Regions from separate parts of the Homo sapiens genome. Here region 1 is linked to region 2. The links are chromatin contacts, found by Hi-C in ENCODE. All regions are on one chromosome and are shown on one strand. The core of a region is the stretch at or near the end of the contact, and the rest is flanking DNA. Distances in the headings are between cores, read along the strand shown. Region 1 has its middle 36 kb from the start of PTPRC. Region 2 overlaps LINC02789 (long intergenic non-protein coding RNA 2789).

Region 1 (3,606 bases), core at 365-2,864, 570 kb before region 2:
AATTTAGGAGGAGGTTCTCAAACCTCAATTCCTGCCTTCTGCGCAACTGTAGGCCAAACACCACTTGGGGCTTGCATCCTCTGAAGCAATGGCCCTGGGCCTGGCCCACAAAACCATTTTTTCCTCCTAGCCATGGGCCTGTAATGGGAGGGGCTGCTGAGAAGGTTTCTGAAATGCCCTGAGACATTTTTCCCATTGTCTTTGCTATTAACATTTGACTCCTCTTTACTTATGCAAATTTCTGCAGCTGGCTTGAATTTTTCCCAAAACATGGGTTTTTCTTTTCTACTGCATGGCCAGGCTGCAAATTTTCTAAACTTCTATGCTCTGCTTCTCTTTTAAATATAAGTTCAAGATTCAGATAATCTATGTTCATGCATATGAGCATATATTTTAGAAACAGCCAGGTCACATCTTGAATGCTTTGCTGCTTAGAAATTTCTCCCGCCAGATACCCTAAATCATCTCTCTCAGGTTCAAAGTTCCACAGATCTCTAGTGCAGAGGCAAATGACACCAGTCTGTTTGCTTAAAGGATAGCAAGAGTGACCTTTACTCCAGTTCCCAGTATGTTCTTCATCTCCATTTGAGAACACCTCAGCTTGGACTTCATTGTCCATATCACTATTGGCATTTTGGTCAAAACCATTCAACAAGTCTCTAGGAAGTTCTAAACTTTCCCACATATTCCTATCTTCTGAGCTTTCAAAACTTTTCTAACTTCTGCCTATTACCCAGTTCCAAAGTCAGTTGCACATTTTCAGGTATCTTTATAGCAATACCCCACCCTTCTGTTACCAATTTTCTGTATTAGTGTGTCCTCACACTGCTATAAAGAACTACCTGAGACTGGGTAATTTATGAAGAAAAAAGGTTTAATTGACTCATAGTTCTTCAGGCTTAACAAGAAGCATGAATGGGAAGCCTCAGGAAACTTACAATCATGGCAGAAGGTGAAGGGGAAGCAAACACTTTATTCACATGGTGGCAGGAGAGAGAGAGTGAGCAAAAGTGGAAGTCCCACACACTTTTAAACCATCAGATCTTGTGAGAATTCACTTGCTATCATGAGAACAGCATGGGGGAAATCCAGCCCCTGTGAGTCAATCATCTCCCAAGAGGTTCTTCCCCCAACTTTGGGAATTACAATTCAACATGAGATTTGGGTGGGGGCAGAGCCAAACCACATCAATATTTATTGCCTTCTTAACAAGATGTCTGGAGTAGGATATTTCAGTTTTGATTTATCAGAATTCTGGGTGAATATTTAGTGATTTATAGGACTTCTTAACACTGCTACCCAGAAATGACACCTCACTTGCATTCCCATTTTATTGGTCCAAGCAACTATGATGACAAGACTATTCAGGCATGAGGAGAGACAGCCAAATCACATTATTAAACCAAGTTGTGGCTCATGGCTCACATGTCAGAGAACACAAGGAGAAAGTGAAGCGACATCTACAGTAGAGCAAGGGAAAGACTAGGGAGAACAGGATAAGGGAGAGAGTGAGGAAAGAGCGAGACAAGAGGTGGTATATCTGACTCTCTTCTTTTATCAGATAAGAAACATCTTTCTAGGAACACATGCAGCAGAAGCATGCTTTCACTCACTTCTTGTTGGCAATAACAAGTCTACCTGGCACTCCCTAGCTATAAGGGAAGTTGAAAAAGGAAGTATCTGACTTTTTAAAAATTTGTTGTGAAAAGAGAGAGGAGTTAGGGAACCCCCATTAGATAATTTAGTCAACTATGACTTCCATATTCCTCCCACTCAATGGTAAATGATTAAAAAGTAGTTTAGTAGGTCAGCCCCAGAATTCACTTCATTACCCAGCTTCATCATCAAAACTATACTTTAATTCAAAATTCAAAATATTATGTCATCCAGTTTATCAAGAAGCCCATATAGTTTTGATATTTTCTTTTGATTTCTGTATGAATTTGTCATGAAACTTTTAATTTCTTTACAAACAGGTTTCTGATTTTGAACCTTTCCACCTTCAAATTTCACCCTCACCCTCATCACCCTCTTCAAATTCAAAGCCTCAAGTCTTGTCAATCTTACCTCAAAACTATATCTGGATCCTGTTGATTTTTCTCCATCTCTTTCTTTCCATTCTTTTTTCCAAGCATCAAGCATCATTAATTTTCATTTTGACCAATGCGCTAGCTCCCTGGCTGATATCCTTACATCAGTTCTTGGATCTCCATAGTACATGCATCATATTATGCAAAGTTTTTAAAGGAGAGCTTTTAAAAATGTAAGTCAGATTAATTTTTTTTTGAAAAATAGCAAAAAAAAAGGAATAAAAATGTAAGTTAGATTTTGTAACTCCTTGCTTAAAACTTTTGATAATCTTCCCATTGTGCAACTCCTAAACTCCTTAGGGTGGACCACACCCCACTGAGAATTACTTGAGTAAAGGGACTGTAACTGTTTTGCTAACATCATACATATAGCAAAAGGAAAATAGGACAGTGCCTGTTATTTATATGTATGCGTGTGTGTAAGTGTGTGCATGCATAGGTGTGCAGGTGTGTGTGTTACATGAAAAAATAAATGATAGAATTGTAATTATTATTATAGTTTCTATAAGATTTATAGTAGAAACTCTTTAAACAAGCTCCTCACTTTTACCAAAGGCCGCTTTCATATACAATTGGATAATGTGATCATCTAGCCAAGGAGGTAAAATAATATTGATTAAAGCCATGTAAATACTGAGATAATGTATATAAATATGTAAATACCTAACAGACTATTATCAATTCTGTAATTTTATAGGACCCTCCTACATTAAGCATTGAAATTTTGTCTAAAAATATTAGTTGGATCCACCATTTCACCAATTTGAAACGATACTTGAAGGCTATTCTTTTAACATTTGACTACATAAAGCTAATAAAATATCTAGTGATGAAAAAAGAAACTGCTATATGAAATAATATATCTGGTTTACTCTACAGATACACCTAAGTATGAAGACATAAATATGATCTAGAAGTAACATAAAATATTAACGATGTTTTTGTATTAGTTTCCATTTATTCTCACTAGATGATTAACGAGACTTTTAGTCAGAAGCAACTAATGGATTTTTGTTGTTGTTGTTCCTGACCCTGTATGATGCTCTTCTTTTGACATTTCCTTTTTCATCTTTTGTGTCTTACTCTGATCTATAACCCATGCTAAGCCAAAATAATCCACGTGGATGGTAATTTACCTCAAAATTGATGCACTAATTGGAGATAATCCCTTCTCCACACTCACTGCAAGGTCAGTTGTTTAAAGTACAATGTCTTAATTAACCTTGAACTGTACAATTAGAGTTCTGCTGTTTCTATCCATGTTTGGCACCTCATAGATCCAGGCAATAACATCTCTCCAATTGCAGTTGCCAGTTACATAATGCCTGCAAGCAAGCTTGCCTTCCTTTTGAAATCACACAGCAGGAAAGATTTTATAGAGATCAGCATGTATTTCTGAGCTACCTGGAAGATCTCTCCAAAATTACTGAGAAGCCCTTCATCATACTGTATTCCACCTATTGCATGACAAAATTTATACTCCATATCCCATTCCTGCTTCTAGTAACAGTAAGAA
Region 2 (3,456 bases), core at 869-3,368:
TGTGAATCTTGAAGTGCAAAGATTAAAACTGTTCAATATGTACTATGGTTCTGGGTGTGGTGCCTCATGCCTGTAGTCCCAGCACTTTGGAAGGCTAAGGTGGGAGGATCACTTGAGCCCAGGAGTTTAAGACCAGCCTAGGCAAAATGGTGAAACCACATCTCTACTAAAAATACAAAAATTAGCTGGGTGTGGTGGCATGTGCCTGTAAACCCAGCTACTTGGGAGGCTGAGGCACAAGAATCATTTGAATTTAGGAGGTGGAGGTTGCAGTGAGCCAAGATCACGACACTACACTCCAGCCTATGTGAGACTGCAAGACTCTGTCTCAAAAAAAAAAATATATATATATACATACCATGTATTGGACAAAGGTAGATCATAAGCAAAGTGATTTGGAATAAGCAAATATTTATTAAGTGTCTTTTCCATGAGAGTCAATATATTAGGCGTCAGACAAACTAAGGCACTGACAAAGAAAGGACGGCATAGCTGAGAAGGCTATAGCTGAAGCAAGACTAGCAGGATCTGGGTAGCTACTGGAGATGGAGGTAAAAAGAATCAGATGACTCAGAGGTTCTCATATTAGTAACTGGGAAAAGGATCATGCCATTGGCATAAACATAAAACCAGGAGGACAAGCAGGTTTGAATTCTGTTCTGAAAGTGAAGAGTAGAAGATGTCAGAAGGGCAGCCAGCAGGCCTTGGAAATCAGGCTCTGAGCTTGGGAGTGAGGTCAAGAGTAGCAATTCACACTCGACACTTATACCCAGAGCAGTGTCATTTGAAGCTGTGAAGATGTGATCACTAAGGGAAGAGAGAACTGGAAGATAAGGCCAAAGTCAGAACATTTGGGAGCCCCTATACTAAAGGGGACAAGAGGAATAACAAAAAGTGAAAAAGAAAAAATATAAAGGTCATATCAGAAACATTTTTATAGGAGATATCTTAGCATACCCCTTCAGAACTCTTTTCCTCAGACTTACACAAACCAAATTGGATTCAATAAACCAATTTTAACAGATATGTTAAACACATGATATATACCAATTAAACATTCTGTAATTATTAAATAATAAAATATGTTTATGTAAATCTAACACATATCTTTATGACAAATAATAGGTGCTTTCCCCGATAGTTTTCTTAGGTCATTGTTTAATTACCTTTCACTGTTTCTTGGAATATGATGCCAGCTTATTTTCATTATCATCACTGGAAAATTTGGGAAAGTAGGAAAAAAAGAAAAAATCTATCTTACTATTTAATAGTTTGTGATACAATATATTAATAATTGAACGATAATTTTACTGTTACTCCAAGTAATCCTAGAATCTGATAGACAGGAAATCAGGGAAGTAAAATAACTCAAATATGCTTTAAAGACATGTTAAGTAACTTTTCCCCTTTCCTGCTTATATTTGTGCCAAATAAGTAAAACCAATATAATTGGAGAAGAATGGGAGGTGATGCTGCATTTATTAATAGAATGGTCACCAGCATGACTCCTCCAATGACTGAAATAATAAAATATATCACAAAAATTGAAAGGGAATACAAATTCTAACAAGATTGGTATAAATTTTGCATTAAGAGCCTCAGAGGTCAAGGATGAGGGCTTCAGAAAAGATTTTTCATTTTTTAAATATAAAAAGTCTTGTAAATCTTCAACAATCATATTCTTTAGATTTGAAGGTAGAAGTCAGATAAGTCCAGTCCATAGGATTCAGCAGCGTATAGAGATAGAGCAAGGAGAGAAAGATTGTCTGGACTTGTCTCTTATGAGGAGCAGCACTGCAATAAAGGGAATAACTAGGGATTTTAACTTAATGAGGTGACAGGATTGAGAAATGTTTTTTCTTTCTTTTTTTTTTTTTAACATTGCAATTTTCAAAGTGTTTGTTGATTTAATGTCTGACAAGGGATGGAGCAAATGTGATAATGAGAGTGATATCCACAGAGAATTACATGCCCTCCTTTATTTCTCCCAGCCTCCCTGAGGTTAGGTTTGAGCCACATGACTAGTTCTAGCCAATGGACTGTAAGTGCAAATGATGTGTGTCAATTCAAGAGTGGATTTTCCAAGATCTCTTTTCCACACGAGGGCAAATTTGAAGTCTCATGTTGCTATGGTTGAATCACAAAGTGGAAAGCCCCTGGATTCCCAAGCTACCAGACATATTACCTATCTATTGCTGTGTAACAAACTACTCCCAAACAGATGTTTATCATCTTACAGATTTTGTGGGTTAAGAACCGTAGCATAGTTTACCTAGGGGCCTGTGGCTCAAATTCTTGCATAAGGTTACTGCAAAGCTGTTTTCTGGGACTCTAGTCTCCTCCGAAGGCTCAACTGTGGTGAGGGAGTACCTACCTCCAAGCTCACTTAGGTTTGCTGGCAGGCCTTGGTCCCTTGCAACCAGTACCTCTCTACAGGATTCCCTTCTAACACAGCAGGTGACTTTCCTTGAAGTAAGTGATTCAGGAGAAAGTGTGAAAGTGTTCTCAAGATGAAAACCACAGTCATTTTATAACCTACTACTGGAAGTGCAACCTATTATTTCTGAGTATTTAATCATTAGCAGTGAGTCAATAAGTCCAGTCCATATCCAAGAATACAAGATGAGTCAAGGAGATATAGAGGGGATGAATACAAGGAGTCAGGGATGACTGTAGGGCCATCCTTAAGGCTACCCCAACACACCAAATGAAGGAGAATACCCACTAACGGAACTTTGCAGGAGTACAAACAAAATCTTTTGTTTTATGCTATAGAGATTTTTGAGGTTGTTCTTTTAGTATAGCCTCATCTCTCATGACTAATAAAAGCTCTAGTAGGAGACAGAATGGAATTGAACCATAAAAAGCTAACCATAAAAGTAGATGAAGATGATAGGGCATAATAAAACATCAAAAATGTATTCAAATAGTATGTTCATAACAGACTTCAAAAAACAATTTGGTATAGTACTTTAGACATGACTATGTGTACCTTTCATTTTTAAGCCTATTCTTATATGATTTCAAATACCATTAGTACTCCTAAATGATGTCAGTGTGATAGAATCTTTTTTTGTGGTGATTATCTAAGGCTGCCTGTATGCATGACTGTTAAAACATGCCTAGAGACTTTACAAACAGATGGTTCTTTGGATCTTCCCACAGACTGTCAGCATGAAAGTGCAACTAACAGCTTTCTGTGATCTTCTATACCTCTACTTCCTCCTTTTAGTTACCAAAATTGATTTTAATTTTTTTCTCACACCTCAAGTTTAGATAATCTAAAGTAGGTCACTCTGTAGCATCTAAAACACTCCCAGTAGCTCTGTTCAGAGTGTGAAGTCAGACACTTTTAAAGCATTCAAAGTGAAAGCCAGCACTGGGAAGAGAAACATAAAATGTGTTCAAGTGGTTCTCTAACAAAACAAGATACAATCTAGTTCCTTTAATACAGTA

The links. A loop is a pair of places that touch in the nucleus more often than their neighbours do. Pooled maps may share reads with other maps.
Region 1: a pooled map shows a loop between it and region 2 (14-fold over the local background). The contact joins two enhancer-like sites. A Hi-C loop is called at or near these places in 2 of 37 single-sample maps with no recorded cell type and 9 of 50 pooled maps.

Annotation. Positions count from the first base shown.
Region 1 is chr1:198,600,982-198,604,587 of GRCh38, forward strand. No RefSeq gene overlaps it. Among named protein-coding and RNA genes, the nearest start is that of PTPRC, 36 kb to the right of the region's middle. Within about 2 kb of position 1,615, at least 2 of the 41 ENCODE cell types and tissues checked have a DNase peak (open chromatin) inside an H3K27ac peak, as active enhancers do.
Region 2 is chr1:199,170,338-199,173,793 of GRCh38, forward strand. All of the region lies in intron 3 of LINC02789 (long intergenic non-protein coding RNA 2789), which reads left to right. All of the region lies in intron 1 of LOC107985243 (a long non-coding RNA gene), which reads right to left. Among named protein-coding and RNA genes, the nearest start is that of LINC02789, 23 kb to the left of the region's middle. RefSeq lists an enhancer at 3,209-3,258. Within about 2 kb of position 2,119, at least 4 of the 41 ENCODE cell types and tissues checked have a DNase peak (open chromatin) inside an H3K27ac peak, as active enhancers do.